2 separate regions of the Homo sapiens genome follow, and region 2 is linked to region 1. A link is a loop called in an ENCODE intact Hi-C map of the cell type or tissue named here. Cell type or tissue: Caco-2. All regions are shown on one strand. Links, peaks and the distances in the headings refer to the core of each region. The heading gives the core; the rest is flanking DNA. Region 1 overlaps MAML2 (mastermind like transcriptional coactivator 2). Region 2 overlaps MAML2 (mastermind like transcriptional coactivator 2).

The links. Hi-C counts contacts between places; a loop is a spot of excess contacts. Peaks named below come from ENCODE experiments on the same cell type or tissue, not always from the same donor. Only the 100,000 strongest peaks of a DNase experiment are listed, where the experiment ranks them.
Region 2: a loop joins it to region 1, with 2.4 times the contacts of the local background. A loop is called at or near these places in 6 of 110 quality-filtered maps.

The regions. Positions count from the first base shown.
Region 1 is chr11:96,264,493-96,280,413 of GRCh38, forward strand. All of the region lies in intron 1 of MAML2 (mastermind like transcriptional coactivator 2), which reads right to left. Among named protein-coding and RNA genes, the nearest start is that of MIR1260B, 69 kb to the right of the region's middle. RefSeq lists an enhancer at 15,230-15,289. In Caco-2, for the core only: no CTCF peak of the experiment used is centred there; a DNase peak (open chromatin) is centred at 8,215; H3K4me3 peaks cover 167 bases.
Region 2 is chr11:96,214,672-96,230,592 of GRCh38, forward strand. The region is part of intron 1 of MAML2 (mastermind like transcriptional coactivator 2); the gene reads right to left. Among named protein-coding and RNA genes, the nearest start is that of MIR1260B, 120 kb to the right of the region's middle. RefSeq lists an enhancer at 739-808. In Caco-2, for the core only: no CTCF peak of the experiment used is centred there; DNase peaks (open chromatin) are centred at 5,500 and 7,630; H3K4me3 peaks cover 351 bases.

The DNA.
Region 1 (15,921 bases), core at 3,682-11,681:
ATGTCCTGTTTTGTGCCACTCACTCAAAAATGTGTTCTATTAGGAGTCAGGTTCTATTCCTGACCCTCTTAGTCACGCTGGGCAAGGCATTTCCATTTTCCTTAGCTTTATCTTAACCATCTTGGAATGTCTCCTCATCCACTCTACCGTACTGGTTTCAAGTTATGTCTTCTAAGCTAATAACGGAGGGTCCACAAATTAAGCATTACAAATTGTACTAACTACTGTATTGAAGTAGGAGTCATGACCCCAAACCACTTCTTAAAATGCTCCTGAAATGAAAACGTTGAAAGGAGTACAAATCATTGCTTCAAATACTCTAAAAACTAGTTACCACACAGCATATCTTATTTCGGCATAGGGTACTTATTTAGTTTTGCAAGAACACATTTAATACCCTAGATATGCCTTTCTTCAGCTATAAGCCCACTACATCCTGTGAGGAGAAGAGTTTGAAGAGCAAGACCTTCTGGCTTTCAAAAGTTAGCAGACGGTCAGGAATTACCAATACTGAGGCTGTTAACATTAACCTAAAGAAATCAAGGCATTTCAAATTGTTACATAACTAAACCATGTTATTTATTCTTTGTACACAAATACATAGTGTCAGCTGACTTTCATTAGGAATGTGGTAGAGACAGCTAGAGGACAAGCTACAGAAGAGGCCCAAGCAATTGCCAGTACAAGCAGGCACGATGCAAAGCATTTCTGCCTGTGAAAATGGACAGAAAAGTGGCTGGCTTTAGCGCGGGGAGGACGAGGGGAGAGTTGGCAGAGGCAGAAAATGTGATGGAAAAACAACAGAGTTATTTTCCCCATGAATTACTCTTGCAGGTTGTGTAAACTTTCAAGTGAATAACTAGAATATGGCTTATGATGTAACTGAACAGTACAGAAGTCTGCACAGAGAAAGTCCTGTTCAAAAGAGAAGGAACACAACCACTGGTGAAAGACAGCTCAGCAGAAATGATATGGAAGAGGGGAAGGGAAGTGCTGGGTAGAGGAAGGCATGGTCCCAGGTTAGGACTCCACCCCCACGGACCTAGGTGAGGACAGGCATTTTTGTTTTCCTGCCCAAATGCTACATTTCCCAAGACCACCCAGGCCCCCATCCTGTGCCTATAAAAACCCGAGACCCTAGCAAGGCAGAGACAGAAGCAGCTGGACGTGGAGAGGAGCACATTGGCAGAGGAACACACAAGCGGCTAGACGTTGAGTGGAACTCACCAGCAGGCACCAGCAGGCCACTGACGGGCAAAACAACACAGAGTTTGGCTGGGGCAGTTGGAGGAGCGCTCGGCCCCCAAGCGGCCCAACTTATGGGGAAAATCATCTCCCTTATGGCTCCCCCATCTGCTGAGAGCTTCTTCCACTCAATAAAACCTTGCACTCATTCTCCAAGCCCACGTGTGATCTGATTCTTCCACTACACCAAAGCAAGCACCCCAGGATACAGAAAGCCCTCTGTCTTTGCCACAAGGTAGAGGGTGTAATTAAGCTAGTTAACACAAGCTGCCTTTGGATGGCTACACTAAAAGAGCACCCTGTAACACATGCCTACTGGGGCTTCAAAAGCTGTAAACATTCACCCCTAGACACTGCCCTGGTGTTGGAGCCCCACAGCCTGCCCGTATGTATGCTCCCTTAGAGGCCTGAGCAGCAGGGCACTGAAGAAACGAGCCACTTCCCCATCGTACACCCTGCGAGGGGGACAAAGGAACTTTTCCCATTTCACCTCCTCTGTCAGTACCAAGCTGGTCTGTATGAGGACGGCAGTCTTTGAAAAACAACATATTGGCCAGGCGTGGTGGCTCACACCTGTAATCCCAGCACTTCGGGAGGTCGAGGTGGACAGATCACGAGGTCAGGAGATTGAGACCATCCTGGCTAACACGGTAAAACCCCATCTCTACTAAAAATACAAAAAAATTAGCTGGGCGTGGTGGTGGGCACCTGTAGTCCCAGCTACTCGGGAGGCTGAGGCAGGAGAATGACATGAACCCAGGAGGCGGAGCTTGCAGTGAGCCGAGATGGCACCACTGCACTCCACCCTGGGCAACAGAGTGAGACTCCGTCTCAAAAAAAAAAAAAGAAAAACAACATATTGGTGCGATTCTGAGCTTCACTGACAAAGTGAAATTGACTACCTCTCTAACTGATTAACTATATCTCAATTTCAAATACTGACCACAAAGGTAGAATCTAATTATGAACTGACATATTAAGACCTAGGTGCTTAAATGGTAGGATGTACTTATTCTAGGCTTCCTGTGCTATGACAGGCTTTTACTCTTATGTGGTTAGGTATGTTTCCAGGGACATGCCTCGGTGAATATCACACATGGAAATGTGGTTAATAATGAGCCCCTTCTGTGATGGAATTATTATTCAAGGTATATAAATTTAGAAATACGTGAGGCTTAATAAAACATAACGTTATTGAGAAGTAAATCTCCCATTGAGCAAATCATACATTATTTCACATAATAGGTCCACAGATATTTTTAAGAGAGTGAATGAAAGGCCATGTAGCCTGCTGAGGAACAGTATGTCCCTAATGTATAGTTTTATATATGTGTAAAACCTAGGAGAAAATAAAGCAGATTTCCTTGCAGAGGTAGCAAAATTGTCAGCTACTTGGACTTTCAGGGAAAATACACAGTATTTGAAGAAAACAATAGTGGAGTCAGTGCCAAGCTGATGAGTAAAGTACAGAAACACATTATAATGGAGATGAGCTGGTTTAAATAAGCCCTAAGACAATCAAAAAATTATGTCTCCACTAAACAAAATTTCTATCCCACATATTAAGACTGTGACACAAATAGACAAAAGAGAGGAAATACATGATTATAGATGCTTAATTCGGCCAACACAAACACAGCATATCCATTTCAACACTGTGTGGAATTATTCAGCTTCTAGCTAGGGGAAAAAAGAAAAAAAGCATCAGGAAAAACAAAAACAAAAACAAAATCAAAATCCTTTCCTACAGTTCCCTCAAGGCAACCAGAAAGTGAAACTTAATTAAACAAGTGAAATGTAATTACCTAATGCTTACCGCACATGGTGCTGATTTTCACTTCACATTCTAGGTTCATTATTAACGGGCTGGTGCTGCCCAGAGGTAGGAATAAAAATTCTATGTAGGGGTAACCATTGGCAGGGAGCAAGAGAAGGAAAGTGCTACCTGTTCTGACCTCCCTACAGGGGCTCAATTCCTCCAGTCACTAGTTTCAGCTAGTCACACTTCAGGCTGAGACTGTGAGTAGAGTCTAATTATGGGAGGGCTGTCCCTCAAGCATGGTGGGAGGTAACCCCACTCTCTGGAGGAAGCTGAATCTGAATCTGGGGTTTTTTACACCTCTCAGGACCTCACTGTGATTGCTCACTCAGCCCACTTGCTATTTTCATGCACTGTTTAGAACAACTCAGCAGTTTCTTTTATAGGAAGAGGCATTTGACATAAGGCACCTGTTGAAACAATTTGAAATGTGATTTCATCATGACTCTGGAAACATGGAGATGGCTTTCTTTTGTTGACAGGTACATACATTCAGAACCAGAAGGATGCCATCTCTGCTCTCTATGATTTCATTTTATTATGAAGTTTGATGCTATAATGGTATTTGGATATCTTTATTTAACTTTGTATTTCCCTTTCTACCATAGCATCTTTAAGCATACATCTTAAAAAGTAGGCTGGGTGCACTGACTCATACCTGTAATCCCAGCACTTTGGAAGGCTGAGGAGGGAGAGTCACTTGAGTCCAGGAGTTCGAGAGCAGCCTGGGCAACATAGCAAGACCCTGGTCTTGACAAAAAATAAAATAAAAATTTCAAAATTAGCCAGGTATGGTGGTGTACTCCTGTAGTCCTAGCTACTCCAGAGGCTGAAGTGAGAGGATGGCTTGAGCCCAGGAGTTTGAGGTTACAGTGAGTTATGATCACACCACTCCAGCCTGGTGAGAGAGGGAGACCCTGTCTCAAAGCAAAAAAGTAAGTAAATATTTTTCCTACCTATGTGGCTTCCAAGGAACAAACATTTGAAAAATCAAAAACCCTACTTACAAGGAAAATTGGTATATGATATGGTTTGGCTGTGTCCCCACCCAAATTGCATCTTGAATTGTAGTTCCCCTAATTCCTATCTGTCATGGGAGGGACCCAGTGGGAGGTAATTGAATCATAGGGGTGAGTCTTTCCCATGCTGTTCTCGTGATAGTTAATAAGTCTCACGAGATCTGATGGTTTTATAAAGGGGAGTTCCCCTGCACACGATCTGTTGTCTGCCGCCATGTAAGATGTGACTTTGCTCCTCATTTGCCTTCTGCCATAACTGTAAGGCCTCCCTCACTATGCAGAACTGTGAGTCAATTAAAACTCTTTCCTTTATAAATTACCCAGTCTTAAGTATGTCTTTATTGGCAGCAAGAGAAGAGATTAATACAGTATATACATCAAGCAAACACTAAATTGCTCGAATAAATGCATATTTGGATTAGAATAAATCTCTAAAACTGAGAAACATACTCAGAAAGTTATGAAACAATATAATGTTGGCATCATAATCCACTTCATTCATATACCATGGAAATGACTTGGTTATTTTTATTGGAACTGCTAGAGGGAATCAAATATGCACAGACTTTTGAGAAATTTCAAGTTGCCTGTTATTGAAGATGATTAAGACGGATGACTTCATGGTGGGCATACTGCATCAGGTAAGGGATTGAACTAGGTTTCCTCTTAGCTCTTTTCCAAAGTGTCTATGGTTCTGTGAATCTGGTGAGATTTCTATGGTAGAAAGTCACATGAATCATCATTGTAGGTTTATGCTTCAGCTCTCCATTCAGCCTAAATAGCTATTGTATGTTATGTTCCTGAGAAGGTATTAACATGGTTGTTACTGAAGGGACCAAGGCTATTTCCTTCTGTTTCCTTCCACTCACTTTGGCATGTCCTAGTAAGTATATATATAATCCATTAAAAACCTCTTTTTGCTTTATTTTTTGAGGTACATTCTTTTTATTTTGGGGGGAAATGTCTTGCTCTGTTGCCCAGCCCAGAGTGCAGTGGCACAATCTCAGCTCACCGCAACCTCTGCCTCCTGGGTTCAAGTGATTCTATGCCTCAGCCTCCTGAGTAGCTGGGATTACAGGTCCATGCCACTATACTCAGCTAAGTTTTGTATTTTTTATAGAGATGGGGTTTCACCATGTTGGCCAGGCTGACCTCAAACTCCTGACGTCAAGCGATCTACATGCCTTGGCCTCCCAAAGTGTTGGGTTTACAGGTGTGAGCCTCCATGCCCAGCCTTGAGGTGCATTCTTCATTTGGCTTCCAGGTTGTTCTCCTTCCTCACTTACCACTCCTTCTAGTACCCTCTGGGAGTTTCTATCCCCTTGACCTCTAAACGTTGGGAGCCCCAGAGCTCAGAAACCTCTCGTTAAACCTCATGGCTTTAAATATTTAAATTAGCATAGCACTGATGACTGACAAATGTATGTCTTTAACCCAGACATCTCCCCTGAACTCCAGTCATATACACAAATGATATCTCCTTAGATGGCTAAGACTTGACATCCAAAACTGAGCTCTTGATCTTTTCCTCAAAACTCAATCCTCCCCAGTTTTCTTATCCTTAGTAAAGAGCAACCCCATCCTTGTAGCTGCTCCAGTAAAAAGACTTGGCATCTAGGTTGATTACTCTTTTTTTAAACCTTACATCCTATCCACTAAAATTGCTGGAGTCTCTACCAGATATCCAGTATCCAACAAATACCACTTCTGACACTAGCAGTCTGTTCTGAGATACCACCATTTCTTTTCTTTGAGATGGAGTCTTGCTCTGTCACCCAGGCTGGAGTGTAGTGGTGCGATCTTGGCTCACTGCAACCTTTGCCTCCCGGGTTCAAGCAATTGTCCTGACTCAGCCTCCCGAATAGCTGGGATTACAGACGGGTGCCACCACACCTGGTTATTTTTTTGTATTTTTAGTAGATATGGGGTTTCACCATGTTGGTCAGGCTGGTCTCGAACTCCTGACCTCGTGATCCGCCTGTCTTGGCCTCCAAAAGTGCTGGGATTACAGGCATGAGCCACCATGTCCAGCCACCATTTCTTATTAATACAATAGCTTCCTATATAATCTCCTTAAAATTTCCCTCCTCCTGTCTTTTTAAAAACACAACAGCGAGAATGATCCATTGAATACCTAAGTCAGATTATGCCACTTCTCTGCTTAAAACCCTCCAGTACCTTCCTGTAATGGTTAACATTAACTGTTAATTTGACTGGATTGAAAGATGCAAAAGTATTGTTCCTGGGTGTCTGTGAGGGTGTTGCCAAAGGAGATTAACATTTGAGTCAGTGGATCGGGAAAGGCAGACCCACCCTCAATGTGGGTAGGTACCATCTAATCAGCTGCCAGTGTGGCTAGAGTAAAGCAGGCAGAAGACGTTGGAAAGAGCAGACTTGCTGAGTCTTCTGGCCTCCATCTTTCTCCTGTGCTGGATGCTTCCTGCCCTCGAACATCAGACTCCAAATTCTTTAGCTTCTCGACTCTTGGACTTACACCAGTGGTTTGCCAGAGGCTCTCACACCTTTGGCCACAGACTGAAGTCTTCACTGTTGGCTTCCTTACCTTTGAGGTTCGGGACTTGGACTGGCTTCCTTGCTCCTCAGCTTGTAGGCAACCTATTTGTGGGACTTCATCTTGTGATCCTGTGAGTCAATTCTCCTAATAAACTCCCCTTCAGGTATACATATATCCTATTAGTTCTGTCCCTTTAGAGAACCCTGACTAACACAGATTTTGGTACCAGGAGTGGGAACCAGTTAAGACTTTGGGTGACTGTTGGAAGGGTGTGATTGTGTTTTGAAGTGTGAGGACATGAGATTTGGGAGGGGCCAGGACTGGAATGATATAGTTTGGCTTGGCCCCACCCAAATCTCATCTTGAATTGTAGTTCCCATAATCCTCACTTGTCATAGGAGGGACCCAGTGGGAAGTAATTGAATCATGGGAGCAGTTACCTCCATGCTGTTCTCATGATAGTGAGCAAGTTCTCATGAGATCTGGTGGTTTTATAAGGGGCTTTTCCCCCACTTTGCTCTGCACTTCTCCTTGCTGCCACCATGTGAAGAAAGATGTGTTTGCTTCCCCTCCCACCATGATTGTAAGTTCCCTGAGGCCTCCTCAGCCCTGCTCAACTGTGAGTCAAATAAACCTCTTTATAAATTACCCAGCCTCAGGTATGTCTTTATTAGCAGCATGAAAACAGACTAATACACTTCCCATCTAATTCAGAACAAAAGCTGAAATCTTTTCAGTGGTCTACAAGGCCGTATGCAACCTGCCTCCAAGACCGCATTACTTCTTTGATATCAATTCCCATTTCTCTCTCCTTCGCTTACTGCTCTGACCATATGGGCCACCTTGTTATTCCTAGAGCATTCCAGGGATACTCCTGTCTCAGAATGTTTGCACTTTTTCTTCAGCCTGCCTAAGAATGCTCTTTCCCCTGATGTCTGCTTGGTACTATCCTACACCTCCTTCAGGTCCTTGCTCAAATGCCACCTTCTCAGTGAGGCTTCTATAACCTTCCTATTTAAAACTGACTCCTTTCTCTGACTTATTTTATACCACAACACGTGCCACCATCCAACATCCTATGCATTGTACTTGTGTTGTGTTGTGTTTTCTCTGCTAGAATGTAAGCCCCATGAGAACAGGAATTTTTGTTTGCTCAACATGTGCCTACTACAGTGCCTGGCATATAGTAGGACTCAATAAATATTTGAGTAGATAACATTTAAATATGCTTAAATTTCAATTGTTACATATATTGAAACCTCTTGGTTTACACGCCTCTTCCAGGTTAAGGGCTTCTGTGATCTCACAAGAGGCATCCACCTTATCAGGGTCAAATTTTTCAGACATTTTTCACATAAATGGTCAACTGCCTGAACCTAAAAAGTTTTTAGAAAACAGGACATATTATGAGTGGGAAACAAACAAACAAAAACCAACATATATTTAAATACCTTCCAAGAAAATCTCAGAAGCAGCCCACCAGATTTAGATACTATATACTTGGCTATGTTGTTTTGCAAAGGCTGGAAACATAAGGAAGTTCTGGAAGTCAGCAAACACCAGTATTTGGCCTTAAAATGATTTAACACACACAAAAATGGCACTGTGCCTTTGGAGACCTGGAATGCAGCATTACAGGTTTTCTCCAAAACAGTTTCATTTACTTAACATTACTCTGACCCTTTAACTTCTAACTTGCTGTACAATTAAGCTATTTAAGCCTTCGACTTAGTGCTCTTTGTGCTACAATCTGGGTCTAAAGTGAAGCAAAAACCACCCTACACCTTTCTGTTTTACTTAAGGTTATTCTGTCCCATGAAGAGGTTTACATATGCAAATTTTAGCACCACATCTGTTTAGCACGCAGTTGTAAGGCTGAGACTATTTCTATTTTACTTTTTCATTCCATAAACATTTATTCAGCCCCTACTATATGTGTTTCAGGCACAGAGAATCAGAATTTTTTTTTCTTGCCTGTTTCAATGCAAAAAGTTCCTACGTAATGCTGATCACATTAAAGTTTGTTACCATGGAAACAAGAGGACAGTCACAATCAGAACTGGCATCAAGTTGCATTGAAAGTAAGGTACTGCTTCTGACAGCAATTGAAAACAATCTGAATTCTGTACTGTTTATAAATCAAGGCAATAATCTTGTCTGTCTTGCACAGCCTTTCTTATTTCCCCATAAAAGTTGTAAATGACTTTTGGAAAAAAAGTTTATCTCTTGAAACGTATTTTTTTTTAAAGTTCAAATTAGATTAAAAGGAACACAATTTACTGGGCTTCACCAATATTTGACCTGGGAAAAATTAGGCTACCCCAAAATAGTAATTTCATGCAAATGAAGTAATTTACTGTCATATGTTTAAACAAATGGTTGTTAATTTTGGAACTTTTTTTCTTCTTTTGTAGCTTTCATCCTTATCCTTGTTTATCTTATTCATATTTTTTCTTTCTATTGCAAGTTATTCTCCATAGTGCTAAAAAGAAAAAAGAAAGCAAACATCATCGGAAATATGAATAAGGGACCTAAGTTAGAGTCCAGTTTAGTCTATGTAGTAGTTATGTGACTTAGGGCAAGCTATTTTATGACTGTGGGACTCAGTTTTCTCATCTGCAAAATGGGGGTGATACTCCCTAAATTATTGAGATTTAAATAAGACAATTTGTAGGATGCCTGGTATATAACAAGTAAGGAGATAGCCAGCCTCCATATCAAATTTGTGATATAAGGCAAGATGCTTGCCTTTCCCAGGCCTTCATTTTTCATATATCAAATGGAGATTTAAAACTTTTCATTTACTAAACTCTTTGGATTGTTGCAGGGGTCAAATCCTTATTTTTACATTTTTACAACATGTAATTCCCATTCATTATAAGATAGTATCATCCTGTTATCCTGTCTCCTTTCTTAGTTGCAGTCTCTCTTGGTATTTTCATTTATTCCTAGTTCTTTTTCTTGTTTCTTTTTCTTTTTCCTTTTCCTTTTTTTTTTTTTTTTTTTTTTTTAGAAGGAGTCTCGCTCTGTAGCTCAGGCTGGAGTGCAGCGGCGCCATCTTGGCTCACTGCAAGCTCCGCCTCGCGGGTTCACGCCATTTTCCTGCGTGAGCCTTTCTGCTAGCTGGGACCACAGGAGCCCGCTACCACGCCCTGCTAATTTTTTTGTATTTTTAGTAGAGACGGGGTTTCACGTGTTAGCCAGGATGGTCTCGATCTCCTGACCTTGTGATCGGCCCACCTCGGCCTTCCAAAGTACTGGGAATACAGGCGTGAGCCACCGCACCTGGCCCCTACTTTTATAAAGGATTTCTCATCTTTTTCTTTATAGACATCTTTACACGTCTCTTTCTCTCTACTATAGCTTTCCTGTTGTTGTATTTTTGTTTCTCTGTTAACTATAAAGTTTTAGAGTATTTCTTTTATTTGTCCTTATTCCTTATGAATTATGTAGTTATTTCTATTATGAAAACTTTAAAAACCAGAAATATTAAATTAGGTATTAATTAATGTTTAATTATAGGTTTAGTTAAACCTATTAATTAATTAAACTATTACTAATGAAAAGGCTAGCAATGTGGAATTGCATTGGAAAAATAAAACATAAGTTGAAACAGATGCTGCTCATGAGCTATATAGCTCATATGTCTAACTCTTTTATATCTGGATTAGATGTTTAATTTGGAAAAAAATGCATTCTTTTTGTAAATATTCAAATATTGCTAAAAGGTCTAAGAAGAAAATAAATATCACCTGAATCTAATACCCTAGAGATCACTACTGTAAATAGTTTGATGAACTTGTCATGAATCTCAATGTATATATGTGCATATTAGATATGTATAATTTCACATAAATGGGCTCATTTATACATATTTTAAAGTCTACTTATTCACTTAATTTATTGTTGCACTAATTCCATGTTAATGTATATGTATTGTATCTCAATTTTAATGGCTGCATAATATTCCATTGTATAGATGTATCATAATATATTTAATAAATTCCCTATGGGTGGACATTTAGGTTACTTGCCCCTTTCTGCTATAATAAAAATGCTGCAGAGAATAACCTTTGTGCCCAGATCCCTTTAGAATAATGGCTAAAAATATAATTAATGAATGAGTTCTTAAACATATCCTAACTTTTGCATTTTCTTCTTTATCCAAACACTAAGGAATTTTTTTTTTTTTTTTTTTTTTTTTTGAGACAGAGTCTCGCTCTGTCACCCAGGCTGGAGTGCAGTGGCGTGATCTCTGCTCACTGCAAGCTCTGCCTCCTGAGTTCACACCATTCTTCTGCCTCAGCCTCCCGAGTAGCTGGGACTATAGGCACCCGCCACTACGCCTAGCTAATTTTTGTATTTTTAGTAGAGATGGCCGTGTTAGCCAGGATGGTCTTGGTCTCCTGACCTCGTGATCCACCCGCCTTGACCTCCCAAAGTGCTGGGATTACAGGCATGAGCCACCACACCCGGCCAGAATTTTTCTTTCTTTTTGTACAACTCAGACCATGTGACAACTTAAAGTGAAATTCAACATCAGTGCTGTTGTAGGTAAAACTGCCTGAAGCAGGACACTTGAGAAGTGTAGAAAGCTTTGTTTTTCCATTAATTTTCCCTAAGTTAAACATTCCTACCATAGAAATAATAGCACATATAAAAATATTTCCTTATCCTACAAATCAATAAAAATAAAGACTCTTCAGCTGGTCTCTATGTCTGTTTTAACTTACCTACCTAATTATATCTATTATAATTAGCCATATCATCAATGTCGTTAGCTCTTCACTATGGGTAAGAGCTAAATATTTTAACCCATAGAAGGTCCTACTTCCAAGCTCCAGGAACTTACATTCCTTCATCAAGAGGGTTTTAGAACGACTGGAAAATGTCTAGCATGGTGAGTAGGCTAAGTAAGAATGTTCTAGCCAGGAAGATAGCAGGGAAATCAGTTTTCCCTCACATGCTTGTGCCTGAGGGGATTTTGCTATCTCATGTCCATGAAAACAGGTACAGAATCTATAATTCTCAAGAAAGGAAAAAGGTAAAATAATATCAAAGCAGCTACCGGTTTCCTGGTCCATTCTCTACTTCTAGAGAAAGCAGTAACTGACAGAATAATATAATGTCAGAGACTTTTGTTTCCTTTTTCTCCTTCAAATGGATCCACTTTACTGAGAGGAAGGCTATGCACATTCACTCTTGCTGACTGATAACTCTGAACTGTGCTGTTACACCCTTGCCATCTCTCTCTCTTGGAAAAGATGGTTTTCTGCCTATAGAGAGGACAGGAAGAACAATTTCTTATCCTTGTCAGTGCCCAACACATTTTAAACTTAATCCTAAAATCTAAAACAGCAAAGTCACAGAGGACCGCATTTAAGGAAAGAAAAGTCCTTGTCTGTCTTTGAACAGAGCACCCTCAAAAGCTGAGAGTGACACCTTAGGGTCATGCCAGCCTGTACCGACAACCATAGTTCCAAGGCCAAGTTTAGGCCAAAGAAGATTTTATAATTGAGGCAGAGCATAAGAACTAGCTTTTTGGATCCACGTAGTTAAATGGATCCACACATTGAAATGGCAATGTCTGTGCCTTTAAAACACCAATCAGGTCGAAGTGGCTTGCGAAAAGGCTACTAAAAAACAGAAGAGGAAAAAAATGTGGTTAGCTCCCCATTTTCATAATTATTTCTCCCATTTCCTCCTCTCCATAGCTTCTCAGACCCAAAAAAAAAAAAAAAAAAAAAGCTTTTAATCCTTGCTCTGTGCAGTTATAGTGGAAACCTAAAGGAAACCTAAATCTGGATAGTACTATGATAAATATTGTAAGATTTATGCACTCATCCCACTGATATTTATCAAGTGTTTAGCTCATACGTGCAAGGTACTATCTAAAGCCGAGTGCGGCAGGCCTCTGTACACAGAGCAGGATTCATGCTCTGTAAAAACTCACAGCATGAAAGATAAGCTCAGATATTTATGATACAAGGCAATATATTTAAAGTGTCAGTTCAGTGCCATACTCAGTATAAAAAAGAGAGGAGTCACCCACGGAATGTGTTGAGAAAAGGCATGTAGAGGATACACCATTTTTACCAGGCCAGGAACTATAGCAAACTTAGGACTTCTGTATCTCGATTTTTTTTTCTTTTATTGATACATAATATTTTACATCTTTATGAGATGCATGAGTGTTTGTTACACGCACAGAATGAGAGATGATCAAGTCAGGGTATTTGGGGTATCTGTCACCTCGAGTATTTACCATTTGTATCTGTGGGTATCACTTCATGTCTTCTCTTCCATTACTTTGAAATATACAAAATATTGTTGCTAAGTACAATCACTGTATTCTACTATCAAATATTAGAACTTACTGTCCAGGCGCGGTGGCTCACGCCTGTAATCCCAGCTCTTTGGGAGGGCCGAGGCAGGTGGATCACCTGAGATCAGGAGTTTGAGACCAGCCTGGCCAACATGGTGAAACACCGTCTCTGCTAAAAATACAAAAATTAGCAGGGCGTGGTAGCAAGCGCCTGTAATCCCAGCTATCTGGGAGGCTGAGGCAGGAGAATCGCTTGTGGTTGCAGTGAGCCGAGATCATGCCACTGCACTCCAGCCTGGGCAACAGACACTCTGCCTCAAAAAAAAAAAAAAAAAAAAATTAGAACTTTCTAAAATAATTTAAAATGGAATAAAAGATATCTTAGAAGAATTAAATCCTGAAGTACTAATTTAGTATCCTGAAAAAGTTAATAAGGTAAACAAAATAAATGGCCTGGCACATAGTAGGTGCTCTAGAACTGCTAAAACCCTTCTGTGGGAACTTTTTTTTTTTTTTTTCCATTCTCCAGGGCAGTGATTCTCAAGCTAGATACACAACAGAATCATCTGGAGGACTTGTTAAAACAGAATGCTAAGCCCCATCCCCAGTCTCCAATTCTGTGGATCTGGGGCAGAGTCCAGTAATTTGCATGTGTGATGCCGCTGCTGCTGCTGTTCTTGGAAGCACACCTTGAGAACCACTGCCTGGGGAACAGCTTAGCTGCTATGAGAATCTGATTCTGTGTTCATATTCCGTATCACAGATAGCTCTTGGCTTTTCAATTGTGGTTTCTTTTTTTAATGTCTTACTAAGGGGGAAAAAAAGGAACGCCACTTTATATAAACCTGACCTTTTGGTAAGCCTGGGTAGTAACTTCCCATGTGGAGTAAATTAATCTCTTTCATGCATGCCTCGTGCTCTGGAAAAAGTAAAACAGATTGTGTTAGACATTTACCAAGTACTTTTTCTGTTGGTGGTCACTGCCCTAAGCCTATCAGAACTGGTTTCTACCCTTAAGAAGCTTACAATGTAGTAAGGCGGACATCCCAACAAACCAGACATTGGAGTTCATTGTGTGAGGTGCTATGATGGATTATAAGACATTATGATTGACTGAGTATTATGAAGGGGTGAAGCAAACTCAAGCTGGCAAATTAGGGAGGAGGTAGATCACACAGGCTTTCCTAATGGGATTACTTATGACTCATTGAGTAGTGAAAGATGAATAGGACTTTACTAAACAGAAACTGGAAGGGCTTTCTGGGCTAAGGGAACAGCACAGAAGCATCAAATACACTTTACCTTTCTAGGGCTGCCAGTAGTTTAATTCAGCAATACCACATCACAAAGGTCTTTGTGTGCTTTGCTAATGAGTTTGAACTTTATCATAAAAGCATTTTACAAAGATCACACTGGCAGCTGCATTTTGGAAGGGATTTGCCTAGAGGTAGGATAACTGCGGGGGGTATGTCTATAGCAATAAAAGTGAGAAAATATGAGATCTGAAGGAGCTAACATTGTGGCAGTGGCAGTGGGTATAAAGGAGAAGGGAGGACTAGAAGAGATATTTAAGATGCAAACAATGTAGGAACTGGGTGATTATAGAACTGAAAAGTGAGTGAGAGGGAGGAATCCATGAGAACTCACATATTTCTGGTTAGGATAAAAGACTGATTGACTGACATGAAGACTACAAGAGAAAAAAACAGACTTGGAGTTGAAACTTCAGTTTAGGACACTGAAACTGAATGATGTGTCATTCAAGTGGAAAGGCCATTAGGCAGTTAGATATGTAGGCTTAGAGCACAGGAGAAAGGTCTTAAAACCCTGGGCTTATGGGACGTTACCACGGAGACTGCACAGAGTGAGAAGATCCATTTTAAAGCTGATGATGAATAATATTTTCGTTATAAGGAGAGAAGCAATGTTAGGGGTGTCTTCCCATTGCTGGAGTGGGTCATTTGCAGTATGCAGTGCATAAACTCACAGGCTGTCCTTATGATGACCTTTTGTTCATTCTTACATTCAGTATACAGATGAACAAAGGAAGTATTTTATGTCTTGTAAATTACAAGGGACTATGCAGTATGTAAGGGAAGATACAGGAGAGTAAGGGAAGGAGAAAGAGGGTGACTAACAAGCTTCTCAGAGATTAGCCAAGAACTATGGCATTGAATCTAGGTCTCTCCTGTCCTCAATTTGACACTCTCCACTCCCCTGACATGTTTTGTATTAAAATATATTTTTCTTTTTATGAACATGTCATACCTATGGCTCACCTGTGTCCTTGCTAACCTACAGGTTTGGACAATCTGGAATTGGCAGCATGCATGACTGTGGAGCTTTAAAGCCACCCTCCTGAGAGAAGAGCAGCTGACTCATGTACCTCACCATGCAGATGAGGGTGTGTTATAACCCACAGTGTGTCTGTGTCCCTGGATGAACTGAGCACTTTATAATGGAGTTTTTCTGCATCTCAAAAAGAAGTCACAGATTAAATGGTAACTGCAAGAGCTCATTTCTCTATTTGAGTGAGTGCTTTATCAAAAAAATATTTTATTCCTGCTGCTTTACCACAGGGTCAATTCAAGTCTAAATGAATCTGGCATGTATAAAATATATTTTTATATAGCTCCATATAGAGATATAGCTCTACACAGCCATTAACAGACTCACACACAATCATTCTTTTATTCCAGGTGTGAACTGCTATGCTATTTCACCCAGTTCAAACACAGGTCATTGGCTTTCAAACTAATTTTGGAAAGCAGACACTGTGTAGTTGGTAGGTGGAATAAAATGAAAACAAAAAATTAATATGCATGGCAGTTTAACTAGCTGTGTATCTCTCATGGAAAGGGGGTAATAGTCTAAAATTATTTACTCATTTTTTTTTAAAGTCTTTAAAAGAAGGCAATGAATTGCCAGTAATTTCCCCACCTTAACTCATGGTAATTTGTTTCCTGCTGGGTGAAAACGCAGGGATCTTGAAACTGTT
Region 2 (15,921 bases), core at 2,854-10,853, 51 kb before region 1:
CTTACTTCTAGGTCATTGGCCAACATTTTTGTCCTGAGTGGCAGTGATTGGCTACTCACATTACCCTCTGAAAGCAGCTCTATTTTAGTAGAAGTTGTCAAGTAGCTGATGTATGCTGAAAACTATAGAAAGTCACCCTTTCCTCAAGTTCTTAATTGCATCCATTTGTTTAAAAATGCCAAAAATGCACATGCTCTGACCTTTCTGAGATTTGAACTCAGATCCAGTGAGGAAGTAGAGGCTGAGGATTAGGAAAGAACCATGTGTCTTTGGAAATTGGCCATGTGCCTCGTCTAGTTGACCTTGGATACTTGAGATTGGGTCCAGTGGTTCCCTCACTTTCTTTGCTTCACAAATTAAAAAGATCTAGCCCATAAGAGATGTCTGTGTGTCCATTTCTTGCACTAGGAATATGGGAAAGCTGCTTAAGAAACTGCTGCTTGCAGCTCATGAAATCATGAGTCATTTGTGTAGTAAAGTGAATTGGCCACTTACATTTGTACAAAGTTGAAAAGAGGGTGGGCTGGGGAATGGGGTAATTCCAACTCAGAAATAAATCATCTGAGTGGACTGTATGCCCCTTGAAATGCTGGGGCAGGTTGCTGGGTTCACAGAGAGCAGGTCCCCAGCACTGACATCCTTCCAAGTAACAAATCTTCATCAAGGCCTCACGACCTCTTTAACACCAGCATATAACACAGAAGATTTCAGATCATAGTGTGCTCTCTCTTCCACTTCCTGTTATTTTTAATTCTCTGCTTTGTTTCATGTTTTTAAAAGTCTTTACTAACACTTCTAGGGGCAGCTTCTGAATGAGACAGTGGCCAGTAATTTCTCTGACGAATACACATTGTTGTCCCCTCTTTGGGGCTGAGGAAATCCGAGGCAGGAAATGGTCAGTGGCTTGTTCAGTGTGGTGTAGAAAGGTAGAGACAGACCGACCTCATGAGCAGTTCACCGGTTAATTAAGCCCACTGAACCCTGCTGCCACCTGGAAATGGGTCCTGGGCTCGTTCCTGCACTTCCTCCTCCACACCTGCAGCTGGGCAGAGCCCAGCTGCAGCCACCCCCCTCGGGTGCTGGCTGCCACTGCTTTGGCTGGTTGTTCCCTCTCTTTAACCCATTTCTTTTCACTCTTGGACCTTTTATCCTTTTCAGTCAAATGATAGATCCAAGTCCAGAAATTACAGAACAACAGATTGGAACAACAAAGGCAATGAGAATGTCTTTCTAGCTTTCTAAACTTAGGCCCCCAAAGACTTCCAAACACATTTCAAAAAATTATTATCTAAAAGCACAGGGGAACAAGTTTAAGGCTGAGACATGTACTGCATATTTTGAGACAGAGTTACATACTCAATTTGCTTAAAAAAAAAATAGAGTATTTAGTATCATATTTGCAGAGTCACATGTCCCAGTCCACAGGAACTACACAAACTGTGTCTTCAGAAGTTGGTAGTTGGTAATCTCTTTTAGGCATGCTTAAACCAGAAGAAGAAGATGTAAAATTGGACACAGGAAAAAGATTCTCAGTGTTGCACAGAGGGAAGAACCAGGAAGATCTTAGCCTACTCCTCAACCTAAACCCTCCATTCATACTTGGCCTTTTCTTTTCAGTCTGTAGTTTGACTTTTCTGCCCTAAAGTCTATGGCCCTGATGAACTCCCAGGAAGAGGAAGCCACTGCTTTCTTCCATTTTAATGCCTCTCTTAAGTCCCACCTCAAATTTCACCTTTCTCATAAGGCTTTCCTCAATTCTTCCCAGAGAATTTTACTTCACTTCTCTTGATTGCACCAATTTTTATTGTTGGTACCATTAAATTTGTAGCTTTACATGTAGACATTTTGGAAGTTTTACATGGGTATGTCTGGTCCTGGTATTCTATTTATCCATACTGCCCCAGAGTGTCCAGGCCATGGTGCACTCCAGATTACTTGTAATAAAATGCTTATGGATCATTTAGGTATGCTGTGTATTACAGACACTCTGTTCTGAAAATGAAAAGCAGAAAGAGACTCAGTCCCTGTTCTCAGGAAGCGTGCAGCCCATTGAGAGAAGAAAGCAGGGAAGCAACTGATTAGAAGCCAACGTAATGTGTTTTCTCACAGAGGGTGTGAATTCAGGGCTGGAGCAACACGGTGCAGGGGCATCCAACTCTGGGTAGGACACTGGGGAGTAGAAGTCAGGGTGACTTTTGAATTGAGACTTGAAAAAGCAAAGGTTCACCAGGAGACAAAGGGCAGGGGTAATTCCACCAGGGGCAGGAGGAGGTGCACAAGCAAATAGGTATGTAAGAGGCCATGAAGCAAAGTATTCAGAGAATTAGGAATATGACTGGAGACCAGGGAGTGTGAGAGCAGGATGGTGGGGATGTGGAATGAAGAAGCAGACCAATATGTTCGAATTCAGTGGATGCATAAGCGCATCCAACATACTTTGCTCAGTGCTCATTACATGTTACACTGCTGTTCCTATTAAAGTATAACAAGTATTTGCTTAGCTATTTCACAATTGATCAATTTTTACTAGCTCCATGTCACTGGAAATATTTCCCTTGATCCTTGCAAATGCAGTGAAGGAAAGTGAGAATGCCACTCCTGTGCATTTACTAAAAGTAACTGCACAAGCGCAAATGCACTGTCCATCTAAATAACCAAAAATATAATAGGACATGGTGACTGTCACTCCACGGTGCTGTTGATACAGTTCACACAGCACTAGATGCTGCCCTGCACTGTTTCCACTTATAGCGTGGTATGTCAGTAGACTCTATGAGACACCATATTTAGATTCCATGCTTCAATCCAGAGAACACTGTCCACCGATAATTTATTCGAGCATCTTCCTTGACTGTGTTATCTGTGTTTTTGCTCTATGGTTTCCTATTTTACAGACCCAACCTTTAAGTCCTTCTCTCTTTTTGACAGTAGAAAAGAATAAGACAGGACAGAGAAGCTTGTAGGAGTAGGTGAAGGTGAATAATGGTTGGCAACTTTCTAGTTGATCATATACCTGAGAATACATTACCCTGATGGAGTGAACGCCTTTTGAAACCACAGCTTCGTTCAGATATGTTATTAGTATTAGATTTTACTATGTAGCCACTGCATTAATTTAGCATCATCGTCTTGACCATTCATCCTTAAAAGTATTAACCCAGTGTAATTCAGTACTTCTTTGGTAAACCTTCCATAGGAAGATTACGACAATTTTAGTGATTATGAACTATCTAGGCTTAGCAGATGCTGGTAATCTATGGGAATCATGACCTGAAAGGATTTATGTCTAAATGTGATTTAAAATCCCCCCTTCAAGACTCCAATTTACCTTTCATGCTTTGCATTCTCTCAAAGTACATTTCTCTGCAGAATACTTTTTCCTACTAAATGATTCCAGGCAAGCTTGATATTACATAGGTAAATACATTTGCTTTCTGCGTCGAGGTACTTGTACTAATTCCAAGTTGCTTTGAAAAATGCACTAGAAAAAACGTTTGGTGTGCCTTTTGAATTTTTCCACAGCAGTGTCAGTGACAGAAGGCAGCTGTAACGCAGCTGTAACCCTGGCTTTGACTTGGTTTAAAGGCTGATATTTGACTCCAACTCCAAAAACAATCATCATTCTTATAATTCAATCCTAAGGCACCATGCATCCTCGGTGAACCCCACTTAATTGTCATCTTTAATAGGGGCACTACTTGGAAATCCAGTTTTCAGCATGTCTTTTTTTATCCTCAGCGTACACAGCATGAAATGCATTTTTATCTTGATGCAGAGCAAGTGACTTACTTGGGTCAACTGACTACTATTTTAAGGCCAGAATTTCTTGAATAAATAAAGTATAAAAACTCAGAGATTTTTATATTATTTCCACAAAATTACTTTTGTGAGGTAACTTCCTGCCCCATTGGTCTCATTTTAAAATGGAGCATATTTTATGGGAATGTATAATACTGACACTTTTTCTTTTTGTTTTTTAGTTTATTTGAGGTCTTCACATAGAAGAGTATTTATGTATGCCAAAAAATTCAAATCTCAAAATTTTCCCTCCAATTCCTGACTGGGTAGGTTGCCAAATAAAATGTAAAAGCCCAGTCAAATTTGAATTTCAGATAAATAACAAATAAGTTTTTAAAAGTTATAAGTATGTCCCATGGAATATTTGAAACATACTTGTACTGAAAGATAATTCATTGTTTATCTGAAATTCAAATTTAACTGAGCATTTTATATTTTTATTTGCTAAATCTGGCAACCCTATATCTGGGGGCACTTGAATTATGATCAGAAGTACATTATCTCCAGATTGTAGGTCTGCAAAATTCCCAAAGGACCATTCTTTTCTTGGGTATGTGCAAAAGTGGAGACTGTCCCACCACGCCATTCCCAAAGGCCCCTGGGGCCATCCGGCTCCGGGTCTAATGGATCTAGACAGTGGAGATTAACCAGTCCCTTCTTTAAAGTATGTTAAAAAGCTTTAAAACAACATAAATAAGGCCCTTCACATACTGGGCACTCAATGTATTTAGGTTGAAATCTTTGATGTTCATTAGTGCCAGTCAAGATGAGGACAGAGATAAAATATGACATCTTAGAAACCATTCCTGTACATGTCTCACCTTTCAATCTAAGCACTTTCGGATTCTTCAAAAACCAGCTATAATTCCACCTTGTTCAAGAGGCCTTCCCAGATCACCTCGGGCATGAGTTCTTTGCCACCTCAACTCTCCAGCATTTATCGTTTATACAGTTCATTTGACGTTTAACATATTTTGCTTAATATGTTAACCATCTTTTCATTTATACATTCTTTTAGGAAAAACATAGATAGTAGAAGCCTTGCACCGTGATTTACAGCATGAGCCTAGGAGTCAGACCAATTTTGGTTTCCAATGCTGCCCTGTCCTGTCTGAGCTTTGTAACCCTGAACAAACATCTTTTCTGAGTCTCAGTTCATTATTATTATTATTTTGAGACAGGGTCTCACTCTGTCATGTAGGCTGGAGTGCAGTGGCACAAGCTCGGCTCACTGCAACTCCACCCTCCTGGGTTCAAGTGGTTCTCATGCCTCAGCCTCCTGAGCATTTGGGATTACAGATACCTGCCACGATACCCAGCTAATTTTTGTATGTTTAGTAGAGATGGGGTTTCATCATGTTGGTCAGGCTGGTCTCGAACTCCTGACCTTGTGATCTGCCCACCTCGGCCTCCCAAAGTGCTGAGATTACAGGTGTGAGCCAACATACTCAGCCATCAGTTTATTATTTTTAATCCCTCAGTAAAATGAGACTATTTCATCATGTTGTATTAAATGAGTTGATGCATGTATAGTGTTAACTCTTGGGAAACACAAAGACACTAAATGGTGGCATGTTGTTATCATTGCCATGATCTTTATATTAATATTACTATCTTCTTTTAATCTCCCACAGTGTCCATGCGTTATCAGGCCCTACGTGAATTGATCAAAGGATCTTTGCCTGAGAGTTGACAGAGGCTCCAAATTCCTTGCTGTCTAGAGAAGGGGGTGGGGGAACACTGCCTGTAAACAAATGAGTGACCCTCCTTCACTCTCTTAGGGTACAGATTTCATTCTCTTATTTCTCTTTCTCTGTGCTCCTTTAAACCTGCAGATTTAAGCCACTGCCTTGTGCTCTGCTTGGGATTATGTGAGAAGCAGGAAAATTTCAACTGCCTTAGAGATTTGTTTCCCTAGTGGCACCGGACATGGTGAGCCCTCCTGGGACTCAGAGTCAGCACATGCTTCCTGCCTTACTCTTTATTGACTATTTGCTGCCTCTTTATTTTTTTCTAAGTCATCAGTGAGGAAGTTGCATAACTTAAAAGCTAAGCTAAGTGGGAGTCTGTTTACTGCAATCTGGAGTCATACATATTATTTATCTTCTTTGCAAGTTGTTACAAAATGCAATGTAAAGTGTTCTTATACATGCAGAATTTTTTTTGTCATCCTTGGGTATGCATGAGCTTGAGTTTTTAACATTTTATTTCTGGTTGTATTATAGGTAATAGAGTAACTTGGAAAAAAGTACAATTTCCTTAACAGTCAGACATAGATTTAAAAAAATACAAGTTTCAAATACATCCTCTGAAACCTCTACTGGATTTTTCAAAATAGCAAATTCAAAATCTTTTATATAAAAAGTGAAAAAAAAAGCATCATCAAACTGAAAGGAGGATGCCTTTCTGGGTTGTTCATTCATCAGGATAATATCTGTAAAACTCTAATCTCTTGGAAGACTCTGGCTAAAACAAATTCATTTTTGGATCAGTACCCAGTGCCTTTTTCATAACAGGTATTCAATGGGCATTTGTTGAACCAACTAATGAGAAAGTATTTATTCAACAAGTATTTATTGAGCACTGAGGAGATGTATTACTATAAAATAAGTTCACAGTATATAGTGTTATTAATACTATGGTCATTAATTAATAATAATTTCACCACCACAACACTGTAATGCAGCCTCCAGAAAGCCAGTGACATAAACTGGAAGTTTGGGTGACAGAGTTTACAGCTTCTGATTATTTAGACTTAAAGCAATTAGCCTTGCTGTTCCCACTGTTAACCACAGAGAAGGACATGTTCCCAAGTTTCCACCTATTCACTTCTTGATTAATAACTTTAAAGTCATTCCAAACCTATCAAGACTCAGAGATAGCGCTGGGCCTTTCCTGTAGTGTGGGGTTTGTCTTCAGGAACAAAATCCCACTTCTGCAGCCTGCAGTGTGACCCATCTGTTTTGTATCCCCTGTCATTTTGGGAACAGTGTAACACTGTGGAGGCCAGGCTATACCCGAGGTTAGAGACCCCACCTTTAAAATTATTACTCTGGGGAAAGCAGGAAATATTGTTTCAATCATAAGGATAAAATATGGACAACTATGAACCACTTAAGAAGTTTCATAGCAGTTGCCTTCAACCACAAAACCAAAATCAGTATTGAGCTCTTTGCTTCTGCACAGTATAGGGAAGATGTGAGTGGCAGTTCAGTCAAGCTTTTTTTTTTTTTTTTTTTTTTACTGTTCTCTGGACCTGATTTTGCACTTGAAAATTTCCAAGCTCTCAGAGTACTTCAGTGTTAATAGAAAACAGCTAAAATGTTGCCACATTTGCAGATGTGGCAGATGTGAGCAGAAGAACAAGGTCAGCACACATAGGACCAGGTCTTGGTACAGCAGGAGCATGTGGAGTTTCCAGAACTGCTTTCAGGTGTTTCTACTCTGTACGGTTTTCATTCCCTATTTCCAATACATCATCCCCTGTGTTTCACCTCATTTCCTCCCAGTTTCCGTTTCTACTTTGTCATATATTAATTTGGACCTTTGTAATCTTTGGTTTCCTTCTAGTGGAATCTGGTGATTTTATTAAAACCAGACCAACGAGAAAATGTTTCCAGGTAAGTCTTCAGGCTGGCAGCCTCTCTTCCAATATCATCCCGGTCCATCAGCTGAGCCTGGTAGGTAATCCCACTGTTGCAGACTGGAGGCTTACAAATGCTGCTCAGGGATAGCACTATGCTTGAAACATACGCCTTGTGCTTTAGAAGCCATGAGTTCCATAAGCGCACGCTGAATATGTTTATTAAAGGACACGTGGTCCCATGGAATGTGGCGCTCAGCACTGCACAGCACTAGCAGTCACCCTGAACACTCACTGTTGTCAGTAGCACCATCCAGACTCTAGTGCAGACACCTCTCCATATCCCCTGCTTTGTGTCTTGGAAGCCCAAGGTGGCTTCTTTTGAGGCTGGATTGTGATGCTGCCCATATCAGAGAAGGACACTTCTTTAGAGAGCAGGGAGGAGTTGAGCAGCAGAAGCACTCAGTTAAGAAAAAGACAAATTAATTAACTTGTCAAGTCTTTCCTCTCAGCACGAATGCAAGGGATAATGAGATATCATTTCCCAGGAGTGCCAAGCTTCCATTTTGCTACTTCTTTTCATGTTCTAATTCGATGCTCCAGAAGTACTCACCTATTACCTTGATAACCCCAAAAGTTGCATATCGTGGCCAAAGAACATCTTGTAATATTAAACAATTCCTATGGCCCTTAAAGTTAAATATATGCAGGTCTAGTAGTGACTAGTGTGCTAGGGATTCTTTGGTAATTGGATCACCATTGAACACTAGAATTACTACCAGTTTTATTTTTATAAAAATATTTAATGTGATTTAAATTTTCAAAAAATATAATTTGTTTCATTTAAATAATTATTTGAATGTTATATTCATTAGTTATACTTTGAATTTTGCCTTTTTTCCCAGAAAACTGAAGATTTTAGAAGAAAACTTTTAGTAGCACAAAAGCTAACCTTTAGTTTTGGATTTTTATTTTTACTTTACATTTTTGATGAAAATAAATTCAAATTGTGTGTACTTTAATATTACACTTCATTTTTAATACTTTAGAATCTAATATTTAGATCATTACTGTCAATAGAAGACACGTTATATGAAAACTGTCATTATAACAACATAATTAGGGAATTGCAGAAATGAAAGCAAAAATAAATTTTACAGATTAAGTAATAATATATTAATTATGTATGACCTAATTTTATTACTCATGGAAACATCACCAACCCCACAACAGAATATTCAGATGTACACAATAATGATTACAGTCATCATGGACATTTTGTTGACTTCAAGAATGACAGCTTTCCATATATTTTTCAATTTTGTCATTATCAACATTTATTTGTCAAGGTAGAAAGACAAAGCATATTTTACTTAACCATTTGTTAGCCTATTTATAATGTTTAATATTTAGACACATAGTATGTAGGCTTTCATTTGTCTTGCCCTGAGTCCTAAAAATGTTAGAGGGTAGATCCAGCCAGGTATTTTCTTTTTTTTTCTTTTTTTCTTTGATTGTCATTTTTTTTAACTTTTATTTTAGGTTTTTGTGCAGGTTTGTATTATATATAAAGTGCATGTCACAGAGATTTGTTGTACAGATAATTTCATCACCCCAGTAATAAGCATAGAACTCGATAGGTATTTTTTTCGGATCCTCTCTCCGCTCCCACCCGCCATACCCAGGTAGTTTCCTCTTTCTGAGGCTTATAGTAGTACTGTTCTTCTGAACTACTGCCTTAAGATGATTAGTTTAGGTACAACACAATTGGGTTTTTTCCCAAGCTATGGAATGTACTCTCTCAATTTGTAGTTTGTTTTACAGATAGGGATAAAAGTGTAAGAGACAGCAGCACTGAATTATTTGATATTATAATCAGTTTCCCAAAGTATTTTTTGACAATCTATGTGTATGATTTAATATGCTCCCATATTTTATGCATAAGGGAAAAGAGAGATACATTATTTTATATTATCTTTGGAGTTAGACAACCCTAGATCTGACTTGTCATTCTGCCACTCACTAACAGGGTGACTTATTTCAACTATTTAAGCCTCAGTTTCTTTATCAGTAAAATGGCACTTAAAACACCCACACCCAGAAGGTTTACAGTCAGTACAAGAAAATACATGTAAATTACTTAGTAGATAGTAAATATAAAATAAATAGTTATTAGTAGTACAATGATCCACATTTTAAAATTCCTAAAGTACCAGTCTATTTATTTACTCAATAACCCTCCTTTTCAAACACTCTGATAACTCTCCACTGCCCAAGGTGTGCCTTGTTACCGTATTCAAGGGGCTCCAATATATCCTTCCAACCTTAAATTCCAACAGTGCCCCAACCCCATGACTACTGTCCCTGGAGATCTATACTTTCCTACCTCTATGCCTTTGCTACCACAATTCTATCTATTTGAATGGCTGTTCTTCTTCCAAGGCCCAATTCAAGTTCTTCCAAGATGTCTTCTCATCTTTCAATGTTAATTAACTTTCTTCTCCTTGTGCCCCCATAACACCTCCTCTGTAGCTCTCTCACAAAACTCAATACAGTGAGCTTCATATCATATTAAGTTTTGTGTATGTGTCCATCATCTCTGTTATACTCTCAGCTTCTCTGGGACAGATTATATCTTTGTCACCTCTGCATAAGTGTATCCCCTTCCCAGAGCACATGACATAGTAATTGGCACAAAGTAGATGCACATAATGTTCTTTACTTGAATTTGTTGAATCTACTTCAGAGGAATAAAAAGAAAATAAAAACAAAATTAGGTCATTATTTGGATTCTTCAAGTACTGGTGATTCTTGTTTTCATGGTTACAAGGATTTTTGTTTTTTTTCAAAATGACATTATTTATACTTTAAGACAGTTAGCTAATTTCCAGGAAAAGCACTTTGTCTAAAAGCACTTCTTATTGACAAATTGAACATTGTGATACATTGCACTACTTTAGAAAACATGCAATTCATGTAAATACTCTGGGGGAGTTTCAATGTTTAGGTATTTTAGTGTTTTCAAATCTCTACAAATTCTTTGCTATTCCTCTTTTCAGAAAAGGTGAAAACTACCTTCTTCCTGAGTGCAGGTTTGACTCAGTGACCAGCTTCTAAGGAACAAAATAGAGGGGAAGGAAGTATGGTGTGCAACTTTGGAACTAGGTCATAAAAGACCATGCAGCTTAATTTTTGCTTTCTCTCTTTGATCACTTGCTATAGGGAAGCCAGCCACCATGTCAGGAGGACAATTAAACTGCCCTACAGAGAGGCTCACATGATGGTGTCACCTGTCAACAGCCTTTGGAAGCAGATCTTCCATCTCTATTCATGCTTCAGATGATAGCCCCAGCATACAGCTTGACTGCTACCTCAGGAGAGACCTGTACCAGAACCACCCAGCTAAGTTGCTCTCTGATTCCTGACTCTTAGAAAGCATATGTGGTAATAAATGTTAATTAATTTTGAGGTAATTCATTATTCAGAATAATAACCATGGCCAGGCATGGTGGTTCACACCTGTAATCCCAGCACTTTGGGAGGCTGAGGTGGGTGGATCATTTGAGGTCACAAGTTCAAGACCAGCCTGAGCAACATGGTGAAACCCGGTCTCTACTAAAAAATACAAAAATTAGCTGGGCGTGGTGGCGGATACCTGTAGTCCCAGCTACTTGGGAGGCCGAGGCAGGAGACTCACTTGAATCTGGGAGGCGAAGGTTGCAGTGAGCCAAAAATGGGCCACTGTACCCCACCCTGGGTGACAGAGCGAGACACTATCTCAAAAAAAAAAAATTAGATAACCAATACAGATTGTACAGAGATCGTACGAGCATTCTCATTGTAGTTATTCATAGTTTTAAATCTATGATCATTAATGTCCAAGGTAGCAAGGAAATTTGAGCTGGTTATCAAAAATTGTAATCTGGAACCCACCTTTAGTTGATCACCATTCATTCAATTAATTACATATTTAGCAAATACTTATTGTCTCCTATCAGCCAATCACTATGCTACATCTTAGAAATACAAAGACAAATAAGATATGGTGCATGTTTTTAAAGGCTCAATATCCTAGTGTTCCCCACCACAGATAGCATGGGGATTGAATCTGAGGAGGCTTTATTGCCTAAAAAGTTATTTAAGAATGATTTTATGTCACAGGGAAAGAATTTGGGTGGAATTCAAGAAAAGACTCTGGGCCAATTACAGTTTTAGCAGGTAAGGTCCCAAACAATGCCAGACCAGACAAACAGCTTCAGGCTTTGAAACTAAAGACAGTGGTCTCAGGTTGTGTGACAAATAGAATTCTATGCAATGGCCTGTCTGTCTATATAGTCTCTCACACATAAGAGCAATCATTGCCAATAATGCCATCCTCAGGCATGAAGGACAGTGACATTAATGGGAAGAAAAATATTCCATTAGTAAAACATCCCCTAATTAATTCTAATCTGTTCCCTGGAAAAGCTGCTCTAGAGGAAAGATTTTTTTTCTCCACATGCCAAACTGCCAAGCATTACTTTGGAAAATTTTCCATTTAGTTTCAAGGAATATTAAAATGTTTCACTTAGCAAAAATTAGAAATGAATCTATTTCCTAGCTCATATTATATATAAAGATAAGATTTTTACAGACAGTGTCAATTCTTAATTGAGCATATCAGCTAAAAGCAACTAAATTCTATTAGTCTCTGAATTGACATTTATTATTATTCTTATTCTTTACTATAAAAATGCACTTAAGTACCTAAACTGCATGCCATCTTAGAAACTGTGATACAGCAATGACAGATGTAGCCCTTATTCCCCTAAAAACTTTAAATTTGTCAGATAAAATTAGCAGAAAACAAACAAATCAAAACTGCATAAAATAGAATATCTTCACATCAATTCATTAGTGAAACAGTAAAAAATGTTACGTTCAATGGAGGAATATGAAACACAACAAAAGTGACAAACCAGTAGCTACACTATGCCTCAATAAGTATTCACAGAATCAGCAACATGTCAAGCTGTCTCCTACCTCGGGGCCCTTGTACCTGCTAGCCTTTCCCTACCCAGCAAGTTCTCTCTGCTTAGCTATCATGTTAATCCTTCAGATCTGAAAGCATGTGCCCCTTTCTTCGGGAAGTTCTCCTTGACTCCCTAAAATTATATCAAGTTTTCTGACTCTCTAAACTTTCCTTAATATCACTTATTATAGTTCATAGTTTCCTTCTAATAGGTATATACTTACCCTAGTACCTACGCATAATCCTGTAGTGATCCATTCCTTAATATTGCTTTTCATAGTTCACAGTTATACATTTATGTGATTATTTCATAAATAAGTCTCATTCACAGCTATACTGTAAGTTTCATGCCAAGAATGCAGGGAGTGGTTCTCTCATCCTCCTGTTTCAGCCCAGTGCCTGGCACACTGTGGTTGCACAATATATATGTGAATAAATGAATAAATGAGCAGTATAGTATGTGTTCAGAGCATGAGCTCTGAAGTTAAACATATTTCAGTACAAACACCATAATCTCACTATCCAATTATGTGACTTTTGACATAGTTTGCTCCTCTCTGAGATTCATTCAGTTTTCTCATGGGTAAAATGGAAATAATAATAATAGTAGTTTCCTTATATGGTTGTTGTAAGTTTAAATGAGAAAAGGCATACAATGTGTTTTGCTTAACACCTGGCAGAGAACAAGTGTTTATTGTTGTTGCTGCTGTTATTATTTATGTCTCTGTCGCCATCGAATGAAATCATTACAAACTCGGCCAGGTGCAGTGGCTCATGCCCGTAATCCCAGCATTTTGGGAGGCCAAGGCAAGCAGATCGCTTCAGCCCAGAAGTTTGAGACCGGCCTGGCCAACAAAGTGAGACCCCTGTCTCTACAAAAACTACAAAAATAGTGGAGCGTGGTGGTGCACACCTGTAGTCCCAGCCACTCGGGGGGCTGAGGTGGAAGGATCACTTGAACCTGGGAGGCTGAGCCTGGAGTGAGCTGAAACAGTGCCACTGCACTCCAGCCTGGGGGGAGAAAAAGGGAACACTACAAACTCAATTCTCTCATATTTTTTTCTTCTTGTTCAGGAAGGTGGGAGAGAAAGTACTGATTGAGTCTATCTCTGATGAGCTTCTGGACAGCCCAGTCTTGGCCACATCGGGTTTCCAGACATTTTTGCTGCCTGGCTAACTCCCCATGGCATCAGCTAACTTCAATCACTCCCTCCAGCCATCACCAGGCTGGATTCTTGGTTTCCTATTACTATCTAGAGGTAAAGCTCTTTAATTTATCTTGCTTTTCTCCTTCATGCTAGCACCCAGTTCCTAGGATATGACACTGTGTAGAGCTAGGTCAGAAGAGAAATGAAGTCACACTCAAAAATGGTTCCACTTTTCCAACTTCCAAACACTTTCCCCAAGTCAACCATGTACATACACCTTGACTTTCCTCTCAGGATGACTTCCTGCCACAACTAATGGAGTGCCTGGCTAAAAATAAACAAATAAAATAAGAAGATGGCCGCTGTCCACCTTCCATTGGGACATTTTACTTTTGAGAACAAACATTTAGTCACTGAAGCTGAGGAAGTCCTCATTCAAGGACAGGGTTTCCTTGCTCAGTCGGCCAGACCAGACCAGACAAGCCTCATGCGCCTGAAGGTCCTGGCTCCTGGACCCTCACTGTATTTATAAAGTCTTAACAGAGTGACTGTGAATTCCATTGTGGTGATGCTGCCTCCGGCTGGCAGATGGCCATGGTTTCTAGACTTCATAAGCAATTTTGAGGCCTGCAGATATGGGCATTGAGAGCACTAGGCTCTCCTTTACATATCTATGTTCACGCGGTCTCTTGTAAAGTTATCTTTGACATATTTTAAACTTATTAGTTGTTTTCTGAAAATGTGGCTACTTCTAGTTGAACAAAAAAAAAATGCTCCCTAGTCTCTCACCTCCTGAGGCATAGCTTTGTAGAACAATCTATAGAAATAAAGAGCTTTTAGGAAGTTCAGGGTTGAAACAAAGAAAAAGAAAGTTGTTTCTCAGCAGAAAAATGCAACAAAGCCTTTCTTCTTACCAAATAACTTAAGAATGTCTGAACAAAAACATCCCAAACCTGGCTAGTGCCAGAATTTCTCAGATAAGTCAAGAGAGGGGAAAAACACAAATCACACCCCAAACCACCAAGAGATGAATGAATGGCAAAAAGAAAACAATACATAATTTAAAATGTTGTTAAACATTTAAAGAAGTAAATTGTAACCATTTTCTAGAACAGCAATTATACGTAAGAGTGTTTTCTAATTAATTTTCTTCTGAAAACAATTGGTGAGATCCTGCAGAGATTCCCTCTCTTCCCCCAAGGCCTTTCACACCCCTGGAGCCCCAGGAAGCCCTCTGAATCTCCACTCTCTACCTACCTAGAGGATCCCTTACCAGATACTACCTCGTGTGTCATGTTGTAAAGCATTTCTCACAATGTGGCTAGTCTTTCTAACCAGACTGCAAGCATCCTAGATACAGAAATATAATCACATGATCTCCCCAGAAGCTACCATGGTGCCTTGACTACATATCGATTGATTCATTTAAGAATTTCTAAATGTTTTCTTCAAACCAACAGAGAATAAAAATCTGAATGAGTACTTCATTGCATTATACCAGTATAAAAGCAGAACTGGCAATACCATAAATTTGAAATTACTCACATTTTGAGGAAATTGTAGACTCTTTGGGCTGCAGAGAAATATCATTGCTTGGTGCTCACTCTCACATAACATTCTGTCTTGCAAAATACCAGACAGATATCAAAAGCAGGAAGGTGGGTGTGGATATGGAAAACAGAAATCAATTTGCAGTATTTTGGTATCCTAGAACCAGTGAAACTTTTTCTTACACAGAAAAGTACTATGTTTGGTATGCAAATATTATTATTAAACTTAACACCAGTTGTTAAGTTTTCAGAATTGTTATCCTCAATAGGATAAGCTGAAAATTGAAACAGCTTTAAGAAAAAACATTTAACGAAACGTGGGATGTTTAATGAAAAATTTCCCACAATATGACTGTCCCTGGTCCCATTTTTAGAAAGAAAATCCTGAGCTATTTAGAATATGGAATGATGAATATGGATAGACCTGGCTAGTCTAGAATAGTCTAGGATAGAATATGAGTATGATGATGACAACATTTGTGCAAAAATTTTCAGTTTATAAAAATACATCAAAATTCATTAATACCTCTTTCAAAGATTTATATGTTTTGCTCATTCAAATATTTGTATATATCTATATATATTTGTACATCTTGATTCTCAATTTAAATGCATTACTTCACTTACTGCTCTTTTAAGGATTTATACATATTCTTTTTTCAATGATTTATACACAGTGCTTTTTGATGTAGGCAAATGAAGCAGCTGAAATGTTAGAAGAACAAGGTTGTAACTTAACTACTTTATAGCATCCTATATGCAGAGTTGAAGACTAGACATACTAGCTCCCTTTCTTCAAATGGGTAAACGAATACACAGAAATGTTAAATA